Regions from separate parts of the Homo sapiens genome. Here region 1 is linked to region 2. The links are chromatin loops, found by intact Hi-C in ENCODE. Cell type or tissue: mammary epithelial cell. All regions are shown on one strand. Links, peaks and the distances in the headings refer to the core of each region. The heading gives the core; the rest is flanking DNA. Region 1 overlaps MLXIPL (MLX interacting protein like). Region 2 holds the start of TMEM270 (transmembrane protein 270).

Region 1 (15,102 bases), core at 4,580-12,579, 240 kb before region 2:
CATAGGCCTCCACCTCTTGATTGACAGGCCCAGGACCCCGTGGGGAAGGAATTAGGAGGTCACTAAGACTAAGCTTTATCCCAGGGACCCTCTTTCTGTCCCCAGGGGCTTCGATGAGACGGGCTGAGCCTGGATATCTACCTGGCCCGCACATAGCTCCGGGGGTCCCTAAATGTGTGGCTATCGGGAATAACCTGCAAGACCTACAGCGAAGTGAGGAAGGCCACTTGGAAAGTCAATTGTGAAAACAGAGACATTTGTCCACATGTGCTTCTACTGACAGGAGCATCTCTGGGAGGACACTGAGGAATCAGTAACTTGGTGGCCCTGTGGTCAGGAGAGGGAGGCAGGGACACTCATGACTTACAAAAATTGCTTTAGGCCAGACGCGGTAGCTCACACCCGTAATCCCAGCACTTTGGGAGTCCGAGGTGGGAGGATCGCTTGAGGTCAGGAGTTCAAAACCAGCCTGGCCAACATGGCAAAACCCCGTCTCTACTAAAAATACAAAAAGTAGCTGGGTGTGGTGGCACATGCCTGTAATCCCAGCTACTCAGGAGGCTGAGGCACAAGAATCGCTTGAACCTGGGAGGCGGAAGCTGCAGTGAGCTGAGATGGACTCACTGCATTCCAACCTGGGTGACAGAGTGAGACTCCGTCTCAAAAAAAAAAAAAAAAAAAAAAAAAAAAGCTTTACAAGATATGATGCATGCCTGGGATTTTCTTTAAAATAACGCACTGGGCACGGTGGCACACACCTGTAATCCCAGCACTTTGGGAGGCTGAGGTGGGAGGATCTCTTGAGCCCAGGAGTTCTAGACCAGCCTGGGCAATACAGGGAGGCCCTGTCTCTTCAAAACATAAAAAAAATTAGCCAGGCATAATGGTGCGTGCCTGTGGTCCCAGCTACTCGGGAGGCTGAGGTGGGAGGATCACTTGAGCCTGGGAGGTTGAGGCTGCAGTGAGCTGTGATTGTGCCACTGTACTCCAGCCTGGGCAACAGAATGAGACCCTGTCTCAAAAATAAATTAAATTAAAATAAAATAAAATAGAAACATAACAGAAGAGAAGGAATGTTCTCGGATAAAAGACTGGCCAAGAGTTGATAAGTCGGTGACATCAGTGATGGTGACTTGGGAGGTTTTTGCTGAGCTACTCTTTCTCTACTAGTGTGTGCATGTTTGAAATGTTCTCTAGTAAATAGTTTTATTTTTTATTTTAATTTTTTTGAGACAGAGTCTTGCTCTGTCACCCAGGCTGGAGTGCAGTGGCGCGATCTCGGCTCACTGCAACCTCTGCCTCTCAGGTTCAAGCAATTCTCCCACCTCAGCCTCCTGAGTAGCTGGGATCACAGGTGCCTGCCACCACGCCCAGCTAATTTTGGTACTTCTAGTAGAGATGGGGTTTCACCATATTGGTCAGGTTGGTCTCGAACTCCTGACGTCAGGTGATCTGCCTGACTCGGCCTCCCAAAAGTGCTGGGATTACAGGTGTGAGCCACCATGCCCAGCCTAGCAAATAGTTTTAAAATGCATTGTGTGAAAAATAAATAGACCCAAATAATTCAAAGTTCTTCTCTCCCCTGAGAGAGTCCCAGCCTTCACTGCTTTCTTGGGAGCCCCTGGTTCCCTGGCCAGGTACTCTCTTGGGCCCTGCCCCCATTGGAGGCCACACCAGCTGGACAAAAGGAGACCAGGAAGAACCCTCAGAAACCACCCAGACCTGCCAGGCATGGTGGCTCATGCCTGTAATCCCAGCACTTTGGGAGGCCAAGGCAAGAGGATGGCTTGAGCTCAGGAGTTTGGGACCAGTCTGGGCAACATGGTGAAACCCATCTCTACCAAAAATACAAAAAAAATTAGCCGGGTTTGGTGGTGCACACCTGTAGTCCCAGCTACTCAGGAGGCTGAGGCGGGAGGATCACTTGAGTCTGGAGGGCAGAGGTTGGCACCACTGCACTGCAACCTTGGTGACAGAGTGAGATGCCATCTCAAAATAAATAAATAAATAAAAAGACAGAAAAAAAGAAACGACCCAGACTATCAGCCCTCCCAGAGGGGCCTGGGATGGGCTCATCGGCCTTCCTCACACAGACCCTGCCCGTCCACCCGACCTGGGGAGGGGCTCGCCCCACCTGAGATGTCCATGAAGTCATCCAGGCTTGGCTGCAGTGGCGTCAGGTCCGGCTGGATCATGTCAGCATTGCCGACGTAGGCTGGAGGCAGCAGTGGCGACATCAGCAGCAGCAGGCAGGGAGGAGCAGGGTCCCCACCCCCATCCCCAGCCATCCCTCCCTTGGCCTCCTGGAATCTCACAGGCCTTCACCCCTCTCCCCTGCCCTTTCTCAGACCCTCACCATCCTCAGGCGGCAGCTGCAGGGGCGAAGGGCCGGACTGAGTCATGGTGAAGAGAGTGTCTGAGATGTCGGACAAAAAGCAATTGAGGTCCAGGAGCTGCCGCCCACCCGGCTCCTCCTCTGGGTCCCCCAGCAGCACGGGGACCACACTGGAGAAGAGCTGTTTGCACCATTGCTCCGGCGGCGGCCACCTGCCTTCCGCCTAGGGAGACAGAGCCGTCAGCAGCCGCTAGAGAGCTCCCACTGCCCCGATCTTCCATATCACCCCTCTCCAGGGTCAAGTGGTCAGCAGGACAGAGGGTCTGTCTGTTCACACCTCTGTCACCTTTCCCTAGTGGACCTAGCTTGCTGCTTGAAAGGCCAAGATCACTCCATTGGCCTCTAAGAACTTCCCCCAGGAGATAGACCAGGATGCAGATACAGGGGTCCCCTTCCTGCTCTTTAGATTTTTTCCTGTCTGGGACCCCAGTTCTTTGGTCCCTCTGGTTTTTTTTTTTGTTTGTTTTCTTTTTCTTTTTCTTTTTTTTTTTTTTGGAGACGGAGTCTCACTCTGTTGCCCAGGCTGGAGTGCAGTGGCGCAATCTCAGCTCACTGCAACCTCCACCTCCCAGGTTCAAGCGATTCTCCTGTCTCAGCCTCCTGAGTAGCTGGGATTGCAGGCATGCGCCACTATGCCCGGCTAATTTTTGTATTTTTAGTAGAGACGGGGTTTCACCATGTTGGCCAGGCTGGTCTCGAACTCCTGACCTCAGATGACCCACCCGCCTCGGCCTCCCAAAGTGCTGGGATGACAGGCGTGAGCCACCACGCCCGGCCTGGTCCCTCTGTTCTCCCATGCCTCCCACCACTTGCTCAATGACCTGGGGTCTTCTCACCACCTCACCCTCACCCCCCAAGAAGAGAAGAGCTCAACAAATGAACCACAGGATGGCAGTAACATCCCACATTCCACCCTCATGCCCAGCCACTGTCTTGCCCACTGAGGCGGAAACTGTCAACTCTGCCTCCCATCTACTTGGGGGGCAAAGGGATGCCCTTGCCTGCTGGACTTACAGAGCACCCACCTGCTTAGGGGCCAGGAGGTCATCTTCCCTGCTGGGCTTACGGAGCTGCAGGGACACACAGAGTTGGACACCGGATCCCTTGCCCCATCCTCCATCACTTTCCCCCCAAAGTCTCCTCTACTCACAAGCGATGAGATCCCCCATTTCCCATCAGGAGCTCACCCGACCCCTAGGTAAGGAGGCCGCTAGGAGACGCTGTGGCCACACGGTGGCGCTGTCGGCCCGGGACTGAATGGAGGGCCCGAGGGGCGCAAGCTCGGGGGTCAGGATCCCCTTTCCAGGGATCTTCCGAGGCGGGCGGTAGCCGGCAGCCGCAGGAGGAAAGCTCTGGGGCCTCCCTGGCCCTCCCCCACTGACCCGCTTCTTGTAGTAGATGCGCCACTTGTGGTATTCCCGCATCACCACCTCGATGCGCCGCTTCCAGTAGTTCCCCTCCAGGACCACGGCCTGGGGTAGGGGCCGGGGGAGGGGGATCAGTAGAGAGGGGAGCACCGCACACCCATCTCCCACCCTTCACCCCATCCCTGTCTGCTCAGCGCAAGGCTACAGGAGGCAGGGGCTGGTCTTGGTGGGTGGGCAGGTGGGCAGGTGGGCAGGCGGTCCAGAACCCAGCTACCTCCGGCTTCCGGTGCGCATCAGCCTCAGGCCCCTGCAGGGGGGTCACGAAGCCACACACGGGGCTCTTCCTCCGCTTCACATCTGAGAGAAGGGGGCCAGGTCAGGGGCACCCAGCTTCCTCATCCCCCACCTCACCCCAGGGGACTGGGACTCAAGTGACACCCTGCGAAATCCTGCTTGGCCTTTGACGTTCAGATTAAGTGCCCATGCTGCCTCCTCCAGGAAGTCTTCTCGGATGATGCTCTAGCCTCCTAGATCTTCCTTTTTTTTTTTTTTTTTTTGGAGATAGGGTTTCACTCTTGTTGCCCAGGCTGGAGTGCAATGGCGTGATCTTGGCTCACTGCAACCTCCACCTCCTGGGTTCAAGCGATTCTCCTGCCTCAGCCTCCTGAGTAGCTGGGATTACAGGCGCCCACGACCAGGCCCAGCTAATTTTTGTGTTTTTAGTAGAGACGGGGTTTCACCATGTTGGCCAGGCTGGTCTCGAACTGCTGACCTCAGGTGATCCACCTGCCTCGGGCTTCCAAAGTGCTGGGATTACAGGCTTGAGCCACCTCACCCAGCCTGATCTTCCTCTACAGGGCACTGTGAATCCAACCTCCCACACCTTCTCTGGGTTCCTCTGGAGCCCCATAGGTACACTTGCAAAGACTGCTGAATGGATTGTGGGGCCATAGGCCACAGAGAGTGAGCTGCCTCCAGAAAGTCCTGGTTAGGGCTGGGTGCGGTGGCTCACACCTGTAATCCCAGCACTTTGGGAGGCCTAGGTGGGTGAATAACGAGGCCAGGAGATCAAGACCAGCCTGCCAACATGGTGAAACCCCGTCTCCACTAAAAATACAAAAATTAGCCGAGCATGGCGGCACATGCCTATAGTCCCAGCTCCTTGGGAGGCTGAGGCAGGAGAATCGCTTGAACCTGGGAGGTGGAGGTTGCAGTGAGATCACGCCACTGCATTCCAGCCTGGTGACAGAGCAAGAATCCATCTCAAAGAAAAAAAAAAAAGAAAAAAAGAAAGTCCTGGTTAGACTGGCAGGCCAGGGGCCTAGAGCCTTGGGTCCTCTGCCTCAGAAGGCTAGGCACTACCCACTTTCATTGCAGAGAACCACCCTTGGTTCACTTCTGACCACCAACATGTGTCCTCTTCCAGGCCTCCACCTCCCCTCCCAGTCTCTAATTCTGACCTCTCCCCAGGCTCTTGCCCTTGGCCCCAACACACACTCCAGGCTCTTTTTTGTTTTTGTTGTTGTTTTGAAACAGGTTCTTGCTCTGTTGCCCAGGCCAGAGTGCAGTGGCGCAATCATAGCTCACTGAAGCCTTGACCTCCTGGGCTCAAGCGATCCTCCCGCCTCAGCCTCTGGTGTACGCCACCATGTCTGGCTAATTTTTAAATTTTTTGTAGAGACAGGGTCTCCCTGTGTTGCCCAGGCTGGTCTCGAACTCCTGAGGTCAAGGAATCCTCTTGTCTTGGCCTCCCAAGGTGTTGGGATTACAGGCGTGAGCCACTGTGCCTGGCCTCTTCCTTTTTATTACTGTTATTTTTAATTTTTTGGTAGAGACAGGGCCCCACTATGTTGCTTTGAGGACTGGCCTCAAATTCCTGGGCTCACGAGGCTTTTCTTTATCTCCTAGCTTCCCTGGCCACTTTTTTTTTTTTTTTTTTTTTTTTTGAGATGGCGTTTCACTCTTGTTGCCCAGCCTAGAGTGCAGTGCCACGATCCCAGCTCACTGCAACCTCCACCTCCCGGGTTCAAGCGATTCTCCTGCCTCAGCCTCCCAAGTAGCTGGAATTACAGGCACGCGTTACCACGCCCAGCTAATTTTTTGTATTTTCAATAGAGACGTGGTTTCACCATATTGGTCAGGCTGGTCTCAAACTCCTGACCTCAAATGATCCCCCAACTCAGGCTCCCAAAGCACTGGGATTACAGGTGTCAGCCACCTCACCGGGCCCTGGCCGCTTTGTGTGTGTGTGTGTGTGTGTGTGTGTGTGTGTATGCTTGAAACAAGGACTGAATCTGTTGCCCAGGCTGGTGTGTGTGTGTTTGAGACAAGGACTCAATCTGTTGCCCAGGATGGAGTGTGTGTGTGTGTGTTTGAGACAAGGTCTCAATCTGTTGCCCAGGCTGGAGTGCAGTGGCAGGGATCTTGGGTACTTCGATCTCCGCCTCCTGGGTGCAAGTGATCCTCCTACCTTAGCCTCCAGAGTAGCTGGGACTACAGGTGTATACCACTGCACCCAGCTAATCTGTGAATTTTTAAAAAAAATTCAACATGGTTTCACCATGTTGCCCAGGCTGTTGTCAAACTCCTGGGCTCAAGCGATCTGACTGCCTCAGCCTCCCAAAGTGCTGGGATTGCAGGCGTGAGCCACCGCTCCCAGCCCCTGACCACTTTTCACTGACTCCTTTGCAATGCCCACCCTGCAGCCTCTCTCACTCTGGCCCTTTCCTGCTCTAGCCTCATATCCAGCTGCCTGGGGACCCTCCCTAGGATGTCCCAAAACTTGCCACAAAAACCCCACTGACTCCCAGCATTCCAGGTCTGACTGTTATATTCCGGGTCTAATTGAGAAAAAAATCTCAATCTCATAGGATCTGTGACATTTCTCCCGCTGTCCCCTCCCCTCCATCCTCTCTCACTGTGTCACCCCTTGGCCTGGTGTCATTTCTCACAGGGACCTCCCTGACTCCAGTGTCACACTCGGAGCTCATCTTCCAGTTGCAGCCAGGACAATTCTTTCTAAAGTGCAGTTCAGGTCTGGAACCCTCCATGGCTCCCTACTACCTCTGGGACAAAGTCCACACTCCTTGGCTTGGCTTCCAAACCCGTCCCCCTCCTCCATGACTGGGCCACCACTTGCTTCTCTCAGCATCTCATCTCCTTTTTTTGAGACAGGGTCTCACTCTTGTCACCCAAGTTGGAGAGCAGTGGTACAGTGCTACGGCCTTGGCTCACTGCAGCCTGCACCTCCCAGGCTCAAGCGATCCTCCCACCTTAGCCTCCCGAGTAGCTGGGACTATAGGCATGTGCTACCATGCCCAGCTGGTTTTTTGTATTTTTGGTAGAGACAGGGTTTCGCCATGTTGCCCAGGCTGGTCTCGAACTCCTGAGCTCAGGCGATCCACCTCCCTCGGCCTCCCAAAATGCTGGAATTACAGGCATGAGTCACTGTGCCCGGCCTCCCTGTCTCCTTTATACACCTCACCTTGAAGCCACACAGCCCACCTTTTCTTTTCCTTTTTTTTTTAAGATGAAGTCTCACTCTGTCACCCAGGCTGGAGTGCAGTGGCCTGATCTTGGCTCACCACAACCTTTGCCTTCTGGGTTCGAACAATTCTCCTGCCTCAGCCTGCCTAGTAGCTGGGATTACAGGTGAGCGCCACCACGCCCCACTAATTTTTGTATTTTTAGTAGAGACAGGGTTTCTCCATGTTGGCAAGGCTGGTCTCGAACTCCTGACCTCAAGTGATCTGCTCGCCTCGGCCTCCTAAAGTGCTGGGATTACAGGCGTGAACCACCACATCCGGCCCTTCTGGTCTTATTCTAACAGGGAAGCCCCTCTTACCTTCCCTCCTCTGCCCACAATTCAGGATAGCGCCTCCTCCAGGAAGCCTTCCTGCCTGCCAAAGCCCACAGCGCTGCCCACCTCCCCTCCACCCTGGCCTGTCAGGTCTTTACATGCTCGCCTTGCTGCAGGGAGTAAAAGCAGCTCCTGCCTTTGGCACAGAGCTTGACACACAGCTGGTCTACTTAGAGGCAACCTGAGACTTTTCCTGGCTGCTCTGACAAAGAGAACAACTGCTGACCCTTCCTGCCCCAGCCAACTTCCTCTGGGACAAACGAGGACACAGAGGAAGGGGGACCACTGGAACATGAAATTTACTAGGGCTTTTTAGCATCATTTACAAAGTTCTGTCCTAAAGAACATTCTCCAAAATCTGCTGGGCACGGTGGCTCACGCCTGTAATCTCAGCACTTTGGGAGGCTAAGGCCGGCGTATCACTTGAATCTAGGAATTCAAGACCAGCATGGGCAACATAGTGAGACCCCATCTCTACTAAAAATACAGAAATTAGCCAGGCGTGGTGGCGCATGCCTGTAATCCCAGCTACTTGGGAGGCTGAGGCATGAGAATTGCTTGAACCCGGGAGGCAGAGGTTGCAGTGAGCTGAGATTACACCACTGCACCCCAGCCTGGGTGACAGAGTGAGACTGTCTCAAAAAAAAAAAAATAAAATAAAATAAAGCATTCTCCAAAATGGACACTGATAGGATTGAAGGAGGGGTTTTGTCCTGGTTTCTGAGCCCAGATTGGACAGAAAACAAAGGGCTGGGTCCTTGGGTGCATAGACTCCCAGGGGGCTAGATAAGGAAGGAGGGTCTCAAAGTGTGTCTGCCCCTGGCTTTCCAGATGAGGAAATGAACACCAGCAAAGATGAAGTTTGTCCTGGTACGGTGTGGTGGCTCACGCCTGTAGCCCCAACATTTTGGGAGGCTGAACTGAGAGGATTGCTTGAGGCCAGGAGTTTGAGACCAGCCTGAGCAACCTAGTGAGACCCTGCCCCTACAAAAAATTAAAAATAAAAAATAGCTGGGTGTGGGGGCGCATGCCTGTAGTCCCAGCTACTAGGGAGGCCGAGGTGGGGGAATTGCTTGAGCCCAGGAATTGGAGGCCGCAGTGAGCTATGTTGGCTCCACTGCACTCCAGCCTGGGTGATGAAGTGAGACCCTGTCTCAAAAAATAGAATAAAATTAAGTTTGTTAGGCCAGGCGCGGTGGCTCACGCCTGTAATCCCAGCACTTTGGGAGGCCGAGGTGGGCGGATCACCTGAGGTCGGGAGTTCGAGACCAGCCTGACCAACATGGAGAAACCCTGTCTCTACCGAAAATACAAAAAATTAGCCGGGCGTGGTGGTGCGCACCTGTAGTCCCAGCTACTCAGGAGGGTGAGGCAGGAGAATCGCTTGAACCCCGGAGGAGGAGGCTGCAGTGAGTCGAGAGCACACCATTGCACTCCAGCCTGAGCAACAGAGTGAGACCCCCATCTCAAAAAAAAAAAAAAAAAGTTTGTCCAGGGCTCTCAGAAAGTCAGGGCCAAGTGAAGCCCCCCTCCCCAGCCCAGAGACCCCATCCTCTGGACTGTTTCTCATGGAAAGGCTGTAACCATGTGGCTTCCTGGGGGCTGGGGCAGGCTTTGTTTAACACTGATAAGTTCTTCCCTTCACTCAGCCGCGGAACCCTTTGCACCTATGCTGAGACAGATACTGGGACAGGACACATGGATGAATCAGGCAGGGTGCCCACAGCTTAGCGGGAGAGATAAGGAAAGTAAACAAACAACCCGAGACAATGCAAAGTGGAAAGTCCTTCTTGCCCCAGGAGCGGTGCAAAGTGCCAGGGAGCTCCCAGGACACCAAGACGATTTCAGAGTGTGGGAGTATGACTGTTGGATCAGGAAAGGAAGAATCTTAGAGGATAGGAGCCTGCAGGGGGTGGCAGAGCCCTTCCTGCTTGAGCCCTAAGGCCCGACATTAGTGGCGTCAAGCCAAGTAAGCCCTTCTCCTCCCCACTCCCGTGAAGCCCACCTTCAAACCTTTGGCGTTTAGGGAGGAGGAGGGGTCTTGACATTTGTTGTATGTGTGTCACGTGCTGCTATGACTATGACAGTGAGATACAGATGATCTCACTGAAAACTCAGTGAACCTCAGAAATAGGACCTATTGGCCGGGCGCGGTGGCTCATGCCTGTAATCCCAGCACTTTGGGAGGCCGAGGTGGGCAGATCACTTGTGGCCAGGAGTTCAAGACCAGCCTGGGCAACATGGTGAAACCCCGTCTCTACTAAAAATACAAAAATTAGCCAGGCATGGTGGCATGCGCCTGTAGTCCCAGTTACTTGGGAGGCTGAGGCACAATAATTGCTTGAACTGGGAGGTGAAGGTTGCAGTGAGCCGAGATCGTGCCATTGCACTTCAGCATGGGTGACAGAGCAAGACTGTTTCAAAAAAAAGAAAACCAAGAAAAAACAAATAGGACCTGTCATTCCCATTTTCACAAATAGCAAGCTTCGACTCCGGGAGGCTAGAGAATTTCCCAAGCCCACACAGTTAGGACATGCTAGGGCTGGACTGAAACCTCACTCTGTCTGATTCCGAACCTGGGGTCCTTCCAGCAACTTGTGCAATAGCTGGAGATCAGTGTGTCTGGGTGAGGACCCCAGGTGACATCATGCCTCAGCTGCCATCAGAAATTTCTTCTGCAGGCTGGGTGTGGTGGCTCACGCCTATAACCCCAGCTCTTTGGGAGGCTGAGGCGGGCAGATCATCTGAGGTCAGGAGTTCGAGACCAGCCTGGACAACATGGTGAAACCCTGTCTCCACTAAAAATACAAAATTTGGCGGGTGCCTGTAATCCCAGCTACTTGGTGCCCACAGCTTAGTGGGAGAGATAAGGGAAGTAAACAAACAACACGAGACAATACAAAGTGGAAAGTTCTTCTTGCCCCAGGAGAGGTGCAGGAGGCTGAGGCAGGAGAATCTCTTAAACCAGGGAGACGGAGGTTACAGTGAGCCAAGATCACGCCACTGCACTCCAGCATGGGCAACATGAGCGAAACTTCGTATTAAAAAACAAAACAAAACCAAACAAACCCCCCCCACCGCCATAATTTGGAGTTGGGGAACTGTGGACTTCCAGCCAGCCCCAGCTCTGCTTCTTTTACGCTCTGTGAACCTGAATATGTCACTTGCCTTCTGAGCCTCAGTTGCTCATCCATAACATGGCGGTAATAAAACCTATCTCCCAGGGTTGCTAGGAAGCCTTAAATAAGGTGATTCACGAAAGTGCCTGGCATGTAGATAAATGGAAACCAGAAAACACACCCTCTCCCTGCTTGGATGAAATCCAGCGGGGCGAGGACAGAGAATACTGCGTGTGGTCTCTCCTGGGCTTTGCATTCCCAGCTCAGTGCAGCCTTTGATCCTGCAGCAGAACCTGACCTGAATGAGGTCCCAACACAGGGCTGGCGGATCCAAGTCCTCTCTGCCTCTGCTGCCCTGCCATGGGGAGTGGGGTGTTCCCAAATGAATGAGAATGTGACCTCCTTAAGGATACATCATGTATTGGATACCAACTTAGTGGCAACACCCTGGAATACCTGTTATCTCCACACCAACCATGAAAGTTAGGACTATTGGCCTCGTTTTTTGTTTTGCCCTTTTTTTTTTTTTTTTTTTGAGACGGAGTCTCGCCCTGTCGCCCAGGCTGGAGTGCAGCGGCGCGATCTCAGCTCACTGCAAGCTCCGCCTCCCAGGTTCACGCCATTCTCCTGCCTCAGCCTGCCGAGTAGCTGGGACTACAGGCACCCGCCACCACGCCCAGCTAATTTTTTGTATTTTTAGTAGACACCGGGTTTCACTGCGTTAGGCAGGATGGTCTCGATCTCCTGACCTTGTGATCTGCCCGCCTTGGCCTTCCAAAGTGCTGGGATTACAGGTGTGAGCCACCGTGGCCTCGTTTTTATAGATAAGGAAACAAGTTCAGAGAGGCTAGGCAACTAGCCTGAAGTCACACAGCCAGCAAGGGGCAGAGACGGGGTGGAGGAACTAGCTCTGGGCAACTCTAAGTCCAGAGTTCCTTCCACGAGATGGCATGGCCTCTCTGGATCCCCTCTGCCCAATTGGCCATGGTGGGCACCTACTGGATATTCAGGAAGGACTTCAATGAAAGGCTGGTGGAGACCCATGCGGGATCCTCAGTTTCTCCATTTACAAAGTGATGCAGTTGGCCCCGCTAGTGTCTAATGGCCCTTTTTACCCTCGCATTCAAGGCACCCAACTATGCTAATGGGATGCAAAATGGGCTTTGAACTGTACCTCAAATCTCAGCCTACCCTAGTGCTACTGAGGGGTGACCTCTGCTGTGCCCAGCTTCACAGTGGAAACACCCTTTGGGACCTATTCCCCGAGACCCGCTGGAGGTCAGGAGCTATTCAGGAGTCCTGGTGCTGGGGGCCTGGTCTCCCCCTAAAAGGCTGTCAGGGTCAGGCGTGGTGGCTCACGCCTGTAATCCCAGCACTTTGGGAGGCCAAGGTGGGCAGATCACTTGAGGTCAGGAGTTCAAGACCAGCCTGGCCAACATGGTGAAACCGTCTCTACTAAAAATACAAAAATTAGCTGGGAGTGGTGGTGGGTGCCTGCAGTCCCAGCTACTTGGGAGGCTGAGGCAGGAGAATGGCTTGAACCTGGGAGGCGGAAGTTGCAGTGAGCCGAGATGGCACCACTGCACTCCAGCTTGGGCAACAGAGCAAGACTGTGTCTCAAAAAAAAAAAAAAAAAAAAAAGGTTGGCAGAACTCTGCTAGTGCTGGCCTTGAGGACCCCGGGGATTTTCCTGGGCAGCCACCATGTAGAACCCTCTGGCAGGAGGGTTGGAGGGGGCAGTCCCTCCCGGCTTGGGAGGCTGGTGGTAGCCACTCACACTGGATATACCAGGCCCTCCAGATGGCGTTGTTCAGGCGGATCTTGTCTCTGCAGAGCAGCTTGAGGCCTTTGAAATTCTTCCACTTGGGAGACACCAGCTTGCCACTGTCAAAGGGGAGAGGAGTAGGGTTAGGGAGATGCAGTGCTGCCACAGAGGCTGGTCCCCATATTCCCCATGCACTAGGCATCCATCTATGGTTGGCATTTGAGGGGCCCCTCCAAATCTGGCCCCCCAACCCAACCTGCCTGAAATTCCTATCCAGAGAGTCAGACCTTCAAAATCCCCTTCCAGACTCCCACCAGCGGCCCCTGTGTTCCCTGGGGAGACCTGTTTGTCAGTCTACTGCAGAACAAAAGCCACGCTGAAACCTGTGGATCAGCTCGGCCCTGGAAGCAACAATGTCCAGTGGCCTCACAGGTGTGTCTTGGAGGCTGGCTGGGGACAGTGCTCAGGCCCATTTCTCATTTAAGAGAATAAGAAATGACCTTCCTGGGCTGGGTGCAGTAGCTCACGCCTGTCATCCCAGAACTTTGCGGGGCCAAGGCGGGTGGATCGCCTGAGGTCAGGAGTTCGAGACCAGCCTAGTCCAACATACTGAAGCCCTGTCTCTACTAAAAATACAAAATTAGCTGGCTGTGGTGGCGCACACCTGTAATCCCAGCTACTCAGGAGGCTGAAGCAGGAGAATTGCTTGAGCCTGGGAGGCGGAGGTTGCAGTGAGCTGAGATCACACCGTTGTACTCCAGCCTGGGCAACAAGAGTGAAACTCCGTCTCAAAAAAAAAAAAAAAAAAAAAAGACCTTCCTGAGAGTCAGGGAGGAAAGGGGCAGGTCCGAGGTCACTCAGGCCTCCTTAGGCCCAGGAGAGGCAAAGGGGATGGCCATGGTTTGCCTGGTAGAGAGGGAGCCTCTGTGTTTTGTTTTGGTTTGGTTTGGTTTTTTTTGGTTTGCTTTTGGTTTTGAGACGGAGTCTCAGTCTGTCATCCAGGCTGGAGTGCAGTGGTGAGATCTCAGCTCACCACAACCTCCATCTCTTGGATTCAAACAATTCTCGTGCCTCGGCCTCCCGAGTAGCTGGGATTACAGTTGTGCGCCACCACGTTCAGCTAATTTTTTTGGTATTTTTAGTAAAGACGGGGTTTCACCATGTTGCCCAGGCTGGTCTCAAACTCCTGACCTCAAGTGATCTGCCCACCTTGGCCTCCCAAAGTGCTGGGATTACAGATGTGAGCCACCATGCCCAGCCGAGGGTGCCTCTTTATAGAGAGTGGCAGTCACTGCCTTCATGGTACAGTCCTTTTGGTGTCTGCCATGCCCAGAATCCCAGGGTGGCAACCTGGACTCAGCGAGAAGGTGTGCTCTTCTCAGGGCTGCACAGAAGACAATGAACCAACAGATCCCAAAGGAAGGCCGCTAGGATGAGCAAATGGTATTCATGGAGACAGAGCACCCTCACTCTAACCCTAGCTGTCCATCAAATCCACAGGATGGGCTGGGCGCGGTAGCTCACGGTTGTAATCCCAACACTTTGGGAGGCCAAGGCGGGAGGATCGCTTGAGCCAAGGAGTTTGAGACCAGCCTGGGCAACATAGCAAGACCCTGTCTCTACAAAATAATTTTAAAATTAGCCGGGTGTGGTGGCATGCACCTATAGTCCTAGCTACTAGGGAGGCGAGGTCAGAGGATTTCTTCAGCCCGGGAGTTTGAGGCTACAGTGAGCTATGATCACGCCACTGCACTCCAGCCTGGGCAACAGAGCAAGATCCTGTCTTGAAGGAAAAAAAAATCCACTGGATGGAAGAGCTTACACTGGTGAGGGTCCTGCTAGGCACAGGCCAAGTCTTCTGCCTCCAGGAAGCTGAGCCAGGAGGCCAAGACATTCAGGGTCTTAGACCCCCTGCTAGTCTCTCCCTCCCTCTCTCGTCTCCATCCACAAGCCAGGGTTGTGTACCAGTCCCCTCTAGCCCGCCTTTTGCATCCCTTACTCAGATCTCAGATGGGAAGGCTGAGGCCCCAAGTCTTAGCCATTTTTTCATTTTTTTGAGATGGAGCCTCATTCTGCCACCCAGGTTGGAGTGCAGTGGCATGATCTTGGCTCACTGCAACTTCCGTCTCCCAGGTTCAAATGATTCTCGTGCCTCAGCCCCCTGAGTAGCTGGGATTACAGGCATATGCCATGACACCCAGCTCACTTTTGTATTTTTAGTAGAGACGGGGCTTCATCATGTTGGCCAGGCTGGTCTCGAACTCCTGACCTCAAGTGATCCACCCACCTTGGCCTCCCAAAGTGCTGGGATGACAGGCGTGAGCCACCGCACCTGGCCCCCAAGGCTTAGTCTTTCAGAAAACCATACCTGCTTCCTCCAGGGGTCTTTCCTACATTCTGGGGGTGAAATGTGGGTGGGTGCCAGTCTGACTCCGCAGCCTCTCCCTACTTGAGTGCATTGGTCATTGGGCCCTCTCTCCTCCCTGGTCTCCAAGTTCCTGTGTTTGCTTTGGGGTGGGGGTGGGGGACTGCCCCCTCCCCACCAGGGACAACAGGCCTCATTACCCAAATAAGATACACAGCCCAGCTCTCTGGGC
Region 2 (15,102 bases), core at 3,394-11,393:
CTACGTCCTGGGCTCAAGCAATCCTTCTGCCTCAGCCTCCTGGGTAGCTGGGACTCCAGGTGCTTGCCACCAAGCCTGGTTAATTAAAAAAAAAAAATTGTAGAGATGGGGTCTTGCTATGTTGCCTAGGCTGGTCTCCAATTCCTGGGCTCAAGCCATCCTCCCTCCTTGGCATTCAAAATGCTGGGATTACATGTGTGAGGAACCTACCTGGCCTTTCTCTTTCTTTCTATGGGAGGAGGGTATTTCCAGAAGCCACAGAAGCTGGGAAACTGTGATCTGGCACTTTGAGGCTCAGGTGTGGGGTGTGAGCTTTCCATCCAGGAAGGAGGGAGGGGAGAATGGCTTGTGGTACTGTTCCCAGACCAAACTGAGGGTCGGGCTGCTACTTCTTGTGGCCCAATAACGAGATGCACACAAACTGGGGAGGAAGAGAGTTTTTATTTCTGTAACCGTTTACAGGGAGAAGGCGTGGAAATTATCACCCGACTAACTCAAAGTTACAAAGTTTTCCAGAGCTTATACACCTTCTAAGCTATACGTCTATGTGTAAGTGTGCATTCATCTGAAGACATAAGTGATTAATTTCTTTTAATCCATGACTAAGGTCTGAGTCCCGAAGCTCTTCCTCTGGAACCTCAGTAAATTTACTTATCTAAATGGGTCCAGGTGCTGGGGTGATTCCTGTTATCTCCTGCTAAATCATGGAGGTTTGAGGAGTTCCTTCAGACCGCCAATAAATTTGTTTGTGGAGGCCTGGGGAGTTTCTTCAGACCCAAAATAAAACTTGCTTAATTCTAAATGGTCCTGTTAAGAATTCCTTCATTATTTTGTCGTGATTTAAGGCCCAGGAAAGGCCTGGGCAAAACTCTTGGTGGGCTTTTGTTACATCCCAGCCTTTGTATAAGGGCACTGGCTTTTAATATTTAAATTAACCACTCAGTCAGTACTGAAACAGTTGTTGGGGAGACCTGGCCTGCCACAGTGCGGGCTCCTGTGCTGCTCCTGGGGTGTGAGGGCGTGTGTTCCTTCATGTGCACCTGTGTGATGAGCGGGGAATGTTACAGGTGTCCATTTTGATGTGTGCAGGACCCAGGCCATGGAGAGCTTGGTCCCCAGGCTATGGACTCCCTCCCTTCCTTCCTTCCTTCCTTCTTTTCTTTTTCTTTCTTTCTTTTCTTTCCTTCCTTCCTTCTTTCTTTCTTTCTTTCTTTCTTTCTTTCTTTCTTTCTTTCTTTCTTTCTTTCTTTCCTTTCCTTTCCTTTCCTTTCCTTTCCTTTCCCTCCCTCCCTCCCTTTCTTCCTTCCTTTCTTCCTTCCTTCCTTTCTTGATGGAGTCTCACTCTGTTGCCCAGGCTGGAGTGTAGTGGTGCAATCTTGGCTCACTGCAACCTCTGCCTTCTGGGTTCAAGCAATTCTCCTGCCTCAGCCTCCCAAGTAGCTGGGACTACAGGCATGTGCCACCACGCCCAGCTAATTTTTTTTGTATTTTTAGTAGGGATGGGGTTTTGCCACGCTGGCCAGGCTGGTCTCAAACTCTTGACCTCAGGTGATCTGCCTGCCTCGGCCTCCCAAAGTGCTGGGATTACAGGCATGAGCCACCACGCCTGGTCTATGGACGTGCTTTCTAACCCTGAATGTGTAATGGGGAGTTGTGGCTTCAGATTTGCATTTTACCAAGATGGCTCCAGAAGGCGGCAGGGAGAGCCAGCTGGGTGAACCGCAAGTTCCGAGGCTGTTGCAGTTACTTGGCAAGAGCTGGAGTGTCAAGAGTCAGGGGCTGCTGAGGAGGGGGTGACCTTGGTGCTGATGGGGTGTGGGGGCTGTTGAGGACCAGATGGCAACTTCCCTTCCTTGGAGTTTTCTTCCTACCTCATCTTCTTCACCGCCTCCTCCTTGCTCTTCTCCTACCTCTAAGCTTAGGAGAGGCCCCCGGCTCTGTCCTGGGTCTTCTTCCTTCTCTGTGTACACCCACTTCCTAGGTGATCTCATCTAGTCCCGTGGTTTTAAATACTGTTTATTTGTGGGTGACTCCCAAATTGATGACTTCTAGTCTTGGCTCTCCCCTGAACTCTGGACTTGTTCACCCAGCCATGAAACTGACATCTCCTTGGAGGCCACAGGTCTGGCAACGAGCCCAGACCCGAGAGTGATTCTTTCCACTCCCAAATCTGCTCCTCTTCAGGGCCCGTCTCTGCAAATGCCCCTGAACCACCTTGCACTCAGGGGCTCAGCTCAAGCTGTTTTTCTCCCATCTCGCACCCTGTTCATCAGCAAATCCTGTGGACTCAAACTACACCAGCCAGGTGCGGTGGCTCACACCTGTAATCCCAGTACTTTGGGAGGCCAAGGTGGGTGGATCACTTGAGATCAGGAGTTCAAGACCAGCCTGGCCAACATGGCAAAACCCTGTCTCTACTAAAAGTACAAAAATTATCCAGGGATGGTGGTGCATGCCTGTAATCCCACCTACTTGGGAGGCTGAGGCAGGAGAATCACTTGAACCGGGGAGGCAGAGGTTGCAGTGAGCCAAGATCACGCCATTGCACTTCAGCCTGGGCAACACAGCAAGACTCTGTCTGAAAAAACTAAAAGAAAAAAAAGAAGAAGAAAATCTCAAACACACACAAAAGAAGAGACTAGTGTAATAACTCCCCATGTATTTCTTCATGAGCGTTTCAATAGTTAACAAACTGAGCCCAGCCAGAGTGGCGTTTTTACAGTATCCATCTGATGAGTTTACGCCCCTGCTTAAAACCTAAAATCCAGCTTCTTTCCTCTCCTTATCTGTAGCGTCTCTTTTCCTTGATCCGCCACTCTGGCCTCTGCTGTTCCTGGACTGTGCCAAGGCTATCACAGGGCCTTTGCACTATTTTCCAGCCGGGAAAATCCCCTCACCTCAGCCTCCCGAGCAGCTGGGACTACAGACGTGCACCACCACACCCAGCTAATTTTTTTTTGTATTTTTCGTAGAGGTGGGGTTTTGCCATGTTGCCCCACTCTTCCTTCAACTCTGCTTCAGTGGCTTTTTTTTTTTTTTGAGATGGAGTCTTGCTCTGTCGCCCAGGCTGGAGTGAAGAGGCGCGATCTCGGCTCACTACAACCTCCGCCTCCTGGGTTCAAGCGATTCTCCTGCCTCAGCCTCCCGAGCAGCTGGGACTACAGGCATGCACCACCAGGCCCGGCTAATTTTTTGTCTTTTTAGTGGAGATGGGATTTCACCAAGTTACCCAGCTGGTCTTAAACTCCTGACTTCAAGTGGTCTGCCCGCCTTGGCCTCCCAAAGTGCTGGGATGACCAGCATGAGCCCCCATGCCCAGCCATTTATGAGCTCTTTCTGTGTTGATGCTTGCGGACTGGGTTCGTTTTCACCACCGCTTAGTCATCCCTCAAGCCTCAAGCTGACACACCCAGCTGATACAGCTCCCCTTTCCTGGGGATAGGAAATAACATTGCCATGCACATGTCTCTTTGTTCACAAGTGGATGTTTCTGGAAGGAATGCTTTAACCCACTGGAGGGTAGTGAAAACAATTCAGCTGGTTGTGAAATAGAATGAACAGATATTAGAAGAGCATACTGCATGTAGTAGGAGTAATTATTGTTTTGTTAGGCTCTTGCTTCAGTTTCACATGTGTGTTTAATGAACAGCTTTGTGCAATACTTTTTTTTTCTTTTTTTTTCTTTTTAGAGACAAGATCTCACTCTGTCGCCCAGGCTGGAGTGCAGTGGCACAATCCTAGCTCACTACAGTCTCAACCTTCTGGGCTCAAGTGATCCACCTGCCTCAGCCTCCTGAGTGGCTGAGTTGACAGGCATGCACTATTATGCTCAGCTAATTTTTAAAAATATTTCATAGAGACTGGGTCTCCCTATGTGGTCCAGGCTGGTCTCCAACTCCTGGCCTCAAGCGATCTTCCCACTTTGGCCTCCCAAAGTGCTGGGATTACAGATGTGAGCCACTGCGTCCAGGCTGTTTAATACAATTCTTACCATGGGTGGCACCCAGAGACTAAAAACCAGAAGGGCACTACTGAATCAGGGTACAGGCAGTGTCTGAGACTCTGGTTAGCCTACAGAGTCATCAACGCACGTGTGCTGTAGACTTTTTTGTTTTTGCAAATGAGGGTGAGATCATATCTCACTGTGGTTTCAATGTGCATTCCTCCCTAATGACTAATGAGGTTGAACCTCTTTCCATCAGTTTATTGGCTCCTGGAGTTTCCTTTTCTGTGAATGGCTTTTGCTGTTGTATTCCATTGGGTCGTTTGATTTTTTTCCCTTTCCCTATTTTTAACTGACAAGGAACAACCGTATATATTAATGGTGTATGACATGACATTTTGATATAGGGATGTATTGTTGAATGACTAAGCAAGCCCTTTAACTTATGCATCACCTCACATACTCATATCATTAGTTTGCAGTGAGAACATTTAAAATCTACTCTCTTGGCAACCTTCCTCCCTTCCTTCCATCCTTCCTCCCTTCCTTCCTCCCTTCCTTCCCCCTTCCTCCTTCCCTTCCTCTCTCTCTTTCTTTCTCTCTTTTATCCCTCCCTTCCTTCCTCCCTCCGTCCTTTCCTTCTTTCTTTCTTTCTCTTTCTTTCTTCCTTTCTTCCTTTCCTTTCCTTTCCCTCTTTCTGTCTCTCTTTTCCCTTCCTTCCTTCCCTCCCTCCCTCCCTTCCCTGCTTCCCTCCTTCCCGCCTTCCCTCCTTCATTCTTTCCTTCCCTCCCTCCCTCCTGCCTGGATCTTGTTCTGTTGCTCAGGCTGGAGTGCAGTGGTGCAATCTCCACTCACTGTAACCCCTGCCTTCTGGGCTTAAGAAATCCTCCTACCTCAGTCTTCCAAGTAGTTGGGACCACAGGTGCGTGCCACCATGCCTGGCTAATTTTTGCGTTTTTTTTTTTAAATAGAGACAAGGTCTCAATATGCTTCCCAGGCTGGTCTCCAACTCCTGAGCTCAAGCAATCCACCTGCCTTGGCCTCCCAAAGTGCTGAGCGAGATTACAGGCTTGAACAACAGTGCCTAGCCAGCAATTTTCAAGTGTACACGAGATTGTTATCAACTATAGTTAGTGTGATGTACAACACATGTCTTGAACTCACTCCTTCTGGCTAACCAAAATTCCATGTGGGTCATTTAATTTTATCTTACTGATTTGTAAGAGTTCCTTGGATACTTCAGATTGTGGATACTGTTTGCAGCGTTGCAAACATTTCCCCCAGGCTCTCACAGCTTTTGGCTTTGCTTGGTGACTTGGGCCAGGGCAGTGGCGGTGGCTGGTGGTGGCCGTGAGGGGCTGCAGGACTTCTTTCAACAATATGGTTTACTATTTATTTATTTATTTATTTTTCTGAGACACAGTCTTGTTCTGTCACCCAGGCTGGAGTGCAGTGGCGTGACCTTGGCTCACTGCAACCTCCGCCTCCCAGGTTCAAGCGATTCTCCTGCCACAGCCTCCTGAGTAACTGGGATTACAGGCATGCACCACCACACCCGGCTAATTTTTGCATTTTTAGTAGAGACAGGGTTTCGCCATGTTGGCCAGGCTGGTCTCGAACTCCTGACTTCAGGTGATCCACCTGCCTTGGCCTCCCAAAGTGCTGGGATTGTAGGTGTGAGCCCCTGTGCCCGACCCACAGTATGGTTTAAACAGAGAGGTGAGGGGGCTTTGAGGAACATTTTATTTTTTCTTATTTTATTTCTAACTTTGTGAAACCCTAGGAAATGTCCTGGAAACATTTGCTTTAGGACATGAGACAAAAGAGCAGGTAGATGCCGGGCGTGGTAGCTCACACCTGTAATTCCAGCACTTTGGGAGGCTGAAGAAGGGGGATTGCTTGAGGCCAGAAGTTGAAGACCAGCCTGCGCAACATAGCAAGATCCTGCCTCTACAAAAAAAAAATTTTTTTTTAAATTAGCCAGCCTTGGTGACATGCATCTGTAGTCTACTCAAGAAGCTGAGGCGAGTCTGGGCGGGGTGGCTCATGCCTGTAATCACAGCATTTTGGGAGGTCAAGGCAGGTGGATCACCTGAGGTCAGGAGTTCAAGACCAGCCTGACCAACATGGTAAAAATCCCATCTCTACTAAAAATACAAAAAGTAGCCGGGACTGGTGGTGTGCGCCTGTAGTCCCAGCTACTCGGGAGGCTGAGGTGGGAGAATCGCTTGAACCTGGGAGCAAAGGTTGCAGTGAGCCAAGAATGTTCCACTGCACTGCAGCCTGGGTGATAGAGTGAGACTGTCTCAAACAAAACAAAACAAAACAAAACAAAAACAAAAATAAAAAGAGCAACTAGAGAAAGAGGGAGTGGATGAGGATGGGGCAGGGGTGCTGGGAGAATGTCGCAGAGAAAGGTCTAGGTGAGCTGGCAGAAAACAAATGTCTAAAAAGTTTGGTTCTGAACAAATTGGTTGATAAATGAATTGGTGAATGTTATGAATAATTTCCATTGCTTTTTGTTATATGTTGATTATTTTCAAATTTATTTAGGTATTTATTTTTGAGACACAGTCTTGCTCTGTCACTCAGGTTGGAGTACAGTGTCGCAAACACAGCTCACTGCAGCCTCCACCTCCTGGGCTCACGCAATCCTCCCACCACAGCCTCCTGAGTAGCTGGGACTACAGGTGTTCACTACCACTCCTGCCTAATTTTTGTATTTTTTTTTTTGGTAGAGACAGGGGTCTTGTTATGCTGTAGGGCTGGCTTTGAACTCCTAGGCTTAAGCGATCCTCCTTCAGCCTCCCAAAATGCTGGGATTACAGGTGTGAGCCACTGTGTCCGGCCTGCATTTATGCTTTTTTGTCCATTTCTCGGCACTTTATTTTGGGATGAATAATGTTTTTGAACCATGGGATGGTTTGACGACTTTATATCCCTTTTAAAACATTTTTAAAGTATTTCCATTCATTTTTATTCAAAAATTTTTGAATTAATTTTAAGGAAGCAAAGATTTTTCTTTACATTTGGCAGTGAGCTTTTTAAAATTCAAATTTCAAAATCATGTCGGGTGAATTCCATGTGAATTCCCATGTGAATTTCCATGTCGGGTGAAAATCATGTCCAAGTGAATTGCCTGAAAACTGGTTGCAATAATGATTTCCACACATTGGTTTGTGAATTAATAAAATTTTTGCACCCTGAGTGGTTTCTTTTTTACAAGTTTGCACTTATTTGAAAGCAATTTTGTCCCATTTGTAGCTTATTTTGTTTTGAAAAATTCTTGAGTTCCTTTTCCTTCACAGATACCGACTTCATTACTTATCAGCTCCCATACGCTGCCCCTCACAGGCTCTATTTCATTGGTTTCTCCCCGCAACTTTCCCTGCCTGGTTCTAAGTATTTTCCAGTTTTACAGATAATGAAATTTGGGGCAGGAGCTCTTGTAGCAGCTCAGTTCAAACCCAAGTTTGTCATCTCTGAATCTATTTCTTTAACCAGGATCCGGTCCTTCATACTTTCATTGCTTTTTGATCATTATTTTCGCATGTAATTGGCTTGGGTAAAACCATCTTCAGAAAGAAAAAATGCAGGCCAGGAGTGGTGGCTCACACCTGTAATTCCAGCACTTTGGGAGGCTGAGGTGAGAGGATCCCTTGAGTTCAGGAGTTTGAGATCAGCCTGGGCAACTTAGTGAAACCCCATCTCTACACACACACACACACACACACACACACACACACACACACACACACACAAACACAAATAGCCGGTTATGGTGGCGCATGCCTGTAGCTTAGCTACTCAGGAGGCTGAGGCAGGAGGACCATTTGAGGCCAAGAGTTCCAGATAACCTGGGCAACATAGCAAGATCCCCCTCTCTAAAATATTTAAAAACAAAAACAAAAAACAGAAAGAAGAAACACCAAGCTCCAATAAGTATACAGACATATTTATCCTTTTTGCGTATTTTTTGGCAAAAAAAAAAAGTGAAGATTTGAAACGAAATGAAGTTTTAACTTAGGAACATGACATAAAAAAAGATTTTGGTCCTGATCATTTCTCCGTGGTTTTGCCTCCAGCAACCCAGGCATGACGAGACCTGCACAGGGCAAACTCCTGGGGATGACGCGACGTTGCTGTTACCGGGAAACCGGCCTCGCAGGGCTTGGGGACCAAGCGAGTCTTTGGGAACTCTCCACCCACTAGCGCGGGGCGCCCAGGCGCGCCCCGGTGTCTGCTGCCCCCGTGCGGCCGCGCTGCAGTCCTGCACCCTCAGGGGGCGCACCTGAGAGCCGATGGGTACCCAGGCTGGCAGACCTCAGAGGTGGGCTTCCTGCTTCTCCTCTCATCCTGGGTCCTGGGGCGGAGAAGGGCAGAGGCCGGTGAACGGCGCCCCACTCCCCGCGGCGTTGTGCAAGGCAGCGGCTACTGATAACTGGGGTTTCCCGCCTGGTCCTCCCTGCTGCCCTGCAAAGTGAAACTCCAAAGCCACACAGAGCAATGGTGCATGGATGGCCTTGAACCTGGTGCTGAGTAAGAAAGAGAAGGGCGCGAGCGGGGGGAAGCTTTGGACTGAGGGTTCAAGGCTCCCAGTTGATTGATCTACGTTGGAGGCTCCTCCCACAGCAGGTCCTGCTACCTTCAGGTGCAACCTGGTAGGTAGGGCCGTTATTCATTTCTTTCTTTTTTTTGGACAGGATCTTACTTTGTCACCCAGGCTGGAGTGTAGTGGTGCAATCAGGCTTACTGCAGACTCGACCTCATGGGCTCAAGCGATCCTTCTGCCTCAGCCTACTGAGTAGCTGGGAACACAGGCACATGCCACCATGCCCGGCTAATTTTTGAATTTTTTTGTAGAGATGGGGTCTTGCTATATTGCCCAGGCTGGTCTCAAACTCCTGGGCTCAAGCAATCCTTCCACCTCTGCCTCCTAAAGCACTGGGATTGCAGGCCTGAGCCACTGCACCCAGCCGTCATTTTTCTTTTCTTTTCTTTCTTCTTTTTTTTTTTTTTTGAGACAGAGTCTTGCTCTGTCACCCAGGCTGGAGTGCAGTGGCATGATCTTGGCTCATTGGTTGCAACCTCTGCCTCCCAGGTTCAAGCAATTCTCCTGTCTCAGCCTCCTGAGTAGCTGGGATTACAGGCACGTGCCACCACGTCCGGCTAATTTTTTTGTATTTTTAGTAGAGACAGGGTTTCGCCATGTTGGCCAGGCTGGTCTAGAATTCCTGATCTGAGGTGATCCACCAGCCTTGGCCTCCCAAAGTGCTGGGATTACAGGCATTAGCCACTGTGCCCAGCCAGCTTTCATTTCTTAATTCAACAAATTTACACAGAGCTCCTTCTGTGCCCCTGGCACCGTTCTAGGCATGGGATGCAGCAGTGAGGCAGGTTCGTGGCCCTTGCCTTCAGAAGTGGCTTGGCAGGAAGGGGAGAAGGCAGGAAGATGAGAAGGTGATCCCGGGGTTTCTGGCTTGTGGACCTGCGTGGTTGGGACTGCTCTCCCTCAGTTAGCTTAGGGGACATCCTGAGTCGGTTTCACACCCCAGTGGAGGCTCCTGACCTCTGACACTAGGTATCCAGGCTTCTGTGGGCACCTGTTCCTGTGGTCTGGGCAGCCACAGAGCCACAAAGAGCCCTGGCTGGAGTCTAGCTTGGGGACTAAGACCAGGGCTTTGGTGGGGGCAGGGAAGGGCAGGTGACTAGAGCTGGGACTGAGACATGTGCCTAGCATTCCCATGGGGCTGCCCATAGGGGCTGTGGGACAGAGTGAGGTCTCTTCTGCTCTAGCTCCCACACTGACCACGGGGAGTGTGGTCAGTATGAGGCTGGAGATATCAGCTCAGCCTCTGTGGCAGTGGAGTTCTGGGGACAGGGATACCAGGTGATGGTGGTGGCAAACCAAAGAGAGGAGGGAAAACAAACTGCAAATCCCAGTCTCAGCCACCTCTCTTTCTTTTCTTTTCTTTTCTCCCTCCCTCCCTCCTTCCTTCCTTCCTTCCTTCCTTCCTTCCTTCCTTCCTTCCTTCCCTTCTTTTTTTTTTTTGAGATGGAGTCTTGCTCTGTCACCCAGGCTGGAGTGCAGTTGCCTGATCTCGGCTTACTGCAACCTCTGCCTCCCGGGTTCAAGAGATTCTCTTGCCTCAGCCTCCTGAGTAGCTGGGATTACAGGGATGCACCACTACACCCAGCTAATTTTTATATTTTTGGTAGAGACCAGGTTTCATCATGCTGCCCAGGCTGGTCTTGAACTCCTGGCCTCAAGTGATCCACCTGCTTTGGCCTCTGAAAGTGCTAGGATTACAGGAGTGAGCCACTGCACCCGGCTCAGCCACCACCTTCTGACCCCCAGCAATCCCTTTGCCTCTCTCCCCAAACCTACTCCTTCTCTTCCCCGCCCCCACTTGGTGGGCAGCGCTACTTTCTGCCTTTCACTCAAGTCTTCTGGGTTGGGGGTATCCCTGACCCCTGTCTCGCTTTACTTCTTTTCCTGTTCATTCCTCTGTTGGGATGCCTCTGTCTATGTGTCTTTCACATTTCTGTATGTCTTGTGAGTGAGGCACTAATGGATTGCCTTTTGCCCTGGACTTTCTTTTCTAGGATATCTGTATATCAGACAACCTTGGAAGACATAATGTCTCCTTCTGGGGCAAAAGGCAGCCCTGCTTACTGCACATTAGAAAAGATTTGGGTTTCCTGGCCAGGCGCGGTGACTCATGCCTGTAATCCCAGCACTTTGGGAGGCGCTGGCAGGCGGATCACCTGAGGTCAGGAGTTCGAGACCAGCCTGGCCAATATGGTGAAACCCCATCCCTACTAAAAATACAAAAATTAGCTGGGCTTGGTGGTGCGAGCCTGTAATCCCAGCTACTCGGGAGGCTGAGGCAGGAGAATTGCTTGAACCTGGGAGGCGGAAGTTGCGGCGAGTGGAGATGGTGCCACTGCACTCCAGCCTGGGCGACAGAGTGAGACTCCATCTCAAAAAAAGAAAAAAAGAAGGCTGGGCGAGGTGGCTCCCACCTGTAATCCCAGCACTTTGGGAGGCGCTGGCGGGTGCATCACCTGAGGTTAGGAGTCTGAGACCAGCCTGGCCAAGCTGGAGAAACCCTGTCTCTACTAAAAATACAAAAAAGTAGCCGGGTATGGTGGTAGGCGCCTATAATCCCAGCTACTTGGGAGGCTGAGGCAGGAGAATTGCTTGAACCCGGGAAGTGGAGGTTGCAGTGAGCCGAGATTGTACCACTGCACTGGGTGACAGAGCAAGACTCCATCTCAAAAAAAAAAAAAAAAAAAAAAAAAGAAAAGAAAAGATTTGGGTTCCCTAAACTCAAGCCACCTCTCCTGTAACACACCCACCTCAGATACTGCCAGGCATCATCTGGCCCTTGTCATATCACCCTGTGGGATTTGGAGCTCAAGGAATGAATGGAAAATGCTTATAACCTAGTTCACTGCTATTGCCATGAGTAACATTGTCTTTGATCTCTGACCTGGGAGTCTCATGTCTTCCTGTGGCAGCTGTGGAGCTCTGGTTGGCTAACTTGTTAGCATGAAATTGGGCAACGTCTCAGATCATCGTGGGTCTTGACATCCTCCAATTCTATCTGTTGTACCTGCTACAGATTTCTGGCATCTGTTGTCTCCATTTCCAGGGCCTCAGCCCTGGTCAAGGCTCCCATCATCACATGTCTAGGGGTTTATTTGTTCTGGATTCCTTTTTGCTGTCCCTACCCCAGAGTCCTCTGCCTTAGTTTCCATGCACACTGCTTGAGCCGCCTGCTGCAAGACCCCCACCCGACCATCTGCTGGAGGGCTTTCTCTGGTGTTTGTGCTGGTAAGATTGGAGGTTCAGCGGGAGTTAATGTCCAACAGGAAGCAGACAGGTCATGGAAGATAAATACCCCAGTATTCATGCTCCTTGGGTGGGGTGACTCTGAGGTGCGTTCTGCACCATTTTCCAGGGGATTTTGGGGATCAGCCCCGGTTGTCTGAACTCAAACCCTGCTCATGAACTCATCTGTCCTTGCCTCTCTTTCTTTTCTTTCTCTTTCTTTTCTTTCCTTCCTTCCTTTTTCTTTCTTTCTTTCTTTTTCTTTCTCTCTTTTTCTTTCTTTTCTTTCTCTTTCTTTCTTTCCTTCTTTTTCTTTCTCTTTCTTTCTTTTTCTTTCTTTCTTCTTTCTTTCTTTCTCTCTCTCTCTCTCTCCCCCTCCCCTCCCCTCCCCTCCCCTTCCCTCTTTTTATCACAGAGTCTCACTCTCTTGCCCAGGCTGGAGTACAGTGGCATGATCTCAGCTCACTGCAACCTCTGCCTTCTGGGTTCAAGCAATTCTCCTGCCTCAGCCTCCTGAGCAGCTGAGATTATAGGTGCACGCCACCATGCCAGGCCAATTTTTTTTTTTTTTTGTATTTTTAGTAGAGACGGGGTTTCACCATGTTGGTCAGGCTGGTCTCTGCTGAGACCAGCTTGGCTGGGGAGACCCTAACCCAGCAGCACTAGAGGAATTAAACACACACACACACACACACACACACACACACACACACAGAGAAATAAAGAGGTGTGAAGTGGGAAATCAGGGGGTCTCACAGCCTTCAGAGCTGAGAGCCTCAAACGGAGATTTACCCACGTATTTATTAACAGCAAGCCAGTCATTAGCATTGTTTCTATAGATATTAGATTAACTATAGATTAGATTAGATTCCCATAGAAGTATCCCTTATGGGAAACAAAGGGATTGGGCCCAAATAAAGGGATGTGTTTGGCTAGTTATCTGCAGCAGGAGCATGTCCTTAAGGCACAGATCACTCATGCTCTTGTTTGTGGTTTAAGAACGCCTTTAAGCAGTTTTCCGCCCTGGGTGGGCCAGGTGTTCCTTGCCCTCATTCCGGTAAACCCACAACCTTCCACCGTGGGTGTCATGGCCATCACGAACATGTCACAGTGCTGCAGAGATTTTGTTTATGGCCAGTTTTGGGGCCAGTTTATGGCCAGATTTTGGGGGCCTGTTCCCAACAGGTCTCAAACTCCTGACCTCGTGATCTGCCTGCCTCGGCCTTCCAAAGTGCTGGGATTACAGGTGTGAGCCACTGTGCCTGGCCCCTTGCCTCACTTTCTGACTTCCTATGGATGCTTGCAGGGCCCACTCCCCAAATAAACTCATCACCCTTCAATTTTTTTTCTTTGTTTAGAGATAGGGTCTTGCTCTGTCACCCAGGCTTGAGTGATCCTGGCTCACTGCAACTTCTATCTCCTGGGCTCAAGCGATTCTCCCACTTTAGACTCCTGAGTAGTTGGGACTACAGGTGTGCATGACCAAGGCTGGTTAATTTTTTTCTTTTTTTGTTTTTTTGTAAGACAGGGTCTTGCTATGTTGCCCATGCTGGTCTCAAACTCCTGGCCTCAAGCGATCCTCCTACCTTGGCCTCCCAAAGCATTGGGAATCCAGGCATGAACCCCGTTCCTAGGCGGCACTTGATTCCTGTTCCAAGATCTGGGGAAATCCGACCCGAAGGAAGCTTTGCTCTAAGACCTCCTTGGCCGTGTTGGGCTCAGACGTGGACTGAGGTTTCAGAGGAAGCAGTGGAGCGGCAGGAGCCAGGTAAAGGCAGTGGGTCACTGGCGGCAACCGGGTCCCCATGGTAACTTGGTCCCCACCCTGTGGCATCTGTGAGGTCACCCTGCTTCTCCCAGCTGGAGTAGGTGGGGGAGGCCAGACATGGAGGCCCTTCCTCCAGTCAGATCCAGCCTTTTGGGGATCCTGTTGCAGGTTACGAGGCTCTCAGTGCTGGTGAGTGGGGGCTGGGGGTAAGTGGGGTGGGGACCACACACCAGGCCCTTCACAGAGCCACCTCAGAGCTGCCGGGCCCAAGCCCTGCCTGTCCCATCCAGTGGAACGAGGTGGCTGCCTGCCTTCCAGAATAATCTGACATCTCCCAGAAGCCCCACTCCAAACTACAGTGCTGACATTTTCTTTTCTTTTCTTTATTTAGAGACAGGGTCTCGCTCTGTCGCCCAGCCTGGAGCGCAGTGGTGCCGGCTCAGCTCGTTGCAGCCTCCAACTCCCGGTCTCAAGCAATCCTCCCCCCTCAGCCTCCAAGTAGCCGGGACTATAGGTGTGCACCACCACGCCTGACTAATTTTTGTATTTTGTAGAGATGGTGTCTCACTACGTTGCCCAGGCGGGTCTCCAACTCTTGGCCTCACATGATCCTCCTACCTCAGCTTCCTGAGGTGCTGGGATTATAGGTGTGAGCCACCGCACCTGGCAGCATTTTCTCTATTGAGGGTCACTCCTATGGGTGAATCATTGTTTTTCCCATTCATTTTTTCTTTTTTTTGAGACAGAGTCTCGCTCTGTTGCCCAGGCTGGAGTGCAGTGGTGCGATCTCGGCTCACTGCAACCTCTGCCTCCTGGGTTCAAGCAGTTCTTCTGCCTCAGCCTCCCAAGTAGCTGGGACTACAGGCACGTGCCATCATCCCTGGCTAATTTTTTTTTTTTTTTGTATTTTTAGTAGAGACCCTGTTAGCCAGGATGGTCTCGATCTCCTGACCTTGTGATCTGCCCGCCTCAGCTCCCCAAAGTGCTGGGATTACAGACATAAGCCACTGCGCCTGGCTCATTCATCTCTCTCTCTTTTTTTTTTTTTCAGATGCAGTCTTGCCCTGTCGCGCAGGCTGCAGTGTAATGGTGCGATCTCGGCTCACTGCAACTTCCACCTCCAGGTTCAAGCAATTCTCCTGCCTCAGCCTTCCAAGTAGCTGGGATTACAGGCGTGCGCCACCACGCCCAGCTAATTTTTTGTATCTTTAGTAGAGACAGGGTTTCACCGCATTGGCCAGGCTGGTCTCAAACTCCTGACCTCGTAATCCACCCACCTCGGCCTCCCAAAGTTCTGGGATTACAGGTGTGAGCCACCGCACCTGGCCCATTCATCTCTTTTAAACATACACATGCTTGTGGTCGGGGTCACAACTCAGTCACACTTAGGAGGCCGAGGTGGGAGTATAGATTGAGCCTGGGAGGCCAAGGCTGCAGTCAGCCAAGATCATATAACAGGGGGCAGTTGAGAAAGACAGACACCATTAGATTTGCATCTTGGGACCGGGAGCTGTGGCTCACACCTGTAATCCCAGCACTTTGGGAGGCCGAGGC

What was found. A loop is a pair of places that touch in the nucleus more often than their neighbours do. Peaks named below come from ENCODE experiments on the same cell type or tissue, not always from the same donor. Only the 100,000 strongest peaks of a DNase experiment are listed, where the experiment ranks them.
Region 1: a loop joins it to region 2, with 11 times the contacts of the local background. A loop is called at or near these places in 56 of 110 quality-filtered maps.

Annotation. Positions count from the first base shown.
Region 1 is chr7:73,603,554-73,618,655 of GRCh38, forward strand. MLXIPL (MLX interacting protein like) reads right to left here. Exons shown (of 17, transcript NM_032951.3): 2 at 12,518-12,624; 3 at 4,037-4,119; 4 at 3,778-3,867; 5 at 3,421-3,465; 6 at 2,357-2,558; 7 at 2,135-2,215. Among named protein-coding and RNA genes, the nearest start is that of MLXIPL, 13 kb to the right of the region's middle. RefSeq lists an enhancer at 3,986-4,569. In mammary epithelial cell, for the core only: CTCF peaks have their summits at 9,546 (motif pointing right) and 12,538 (motif pointing right); DNase peaks (open chromatin) are centred at 9,388 and 10,918.
Region 2 is chr7:73,847,530-73,862,631 of GRCh38, forward strand. It overlaps TMEM270 (transmembrane protein 270), which reads left to right and starts at 13,630. Exons shown (of 3, transcript NM_182504.4): 1 at 13,630-13,737. The coding sequence starts at 13,666. RefSeq lists a silencer at 3,999-4,058 and enhancers at 8,180-8,679, 8,271-8,480, 8,601-8,660. In mammary epithelial cell, for the core only: a CTCF peak has its summit at 8,200 (motif pointing left); DNase peaks (open chromatin) are centred at 3,462, 4,162 and 8,092; H3K4me3 peaks cover 278 bases; H3K27ac peaks cover 2,302 bases; H3K27me3 peaks cover 150 bases.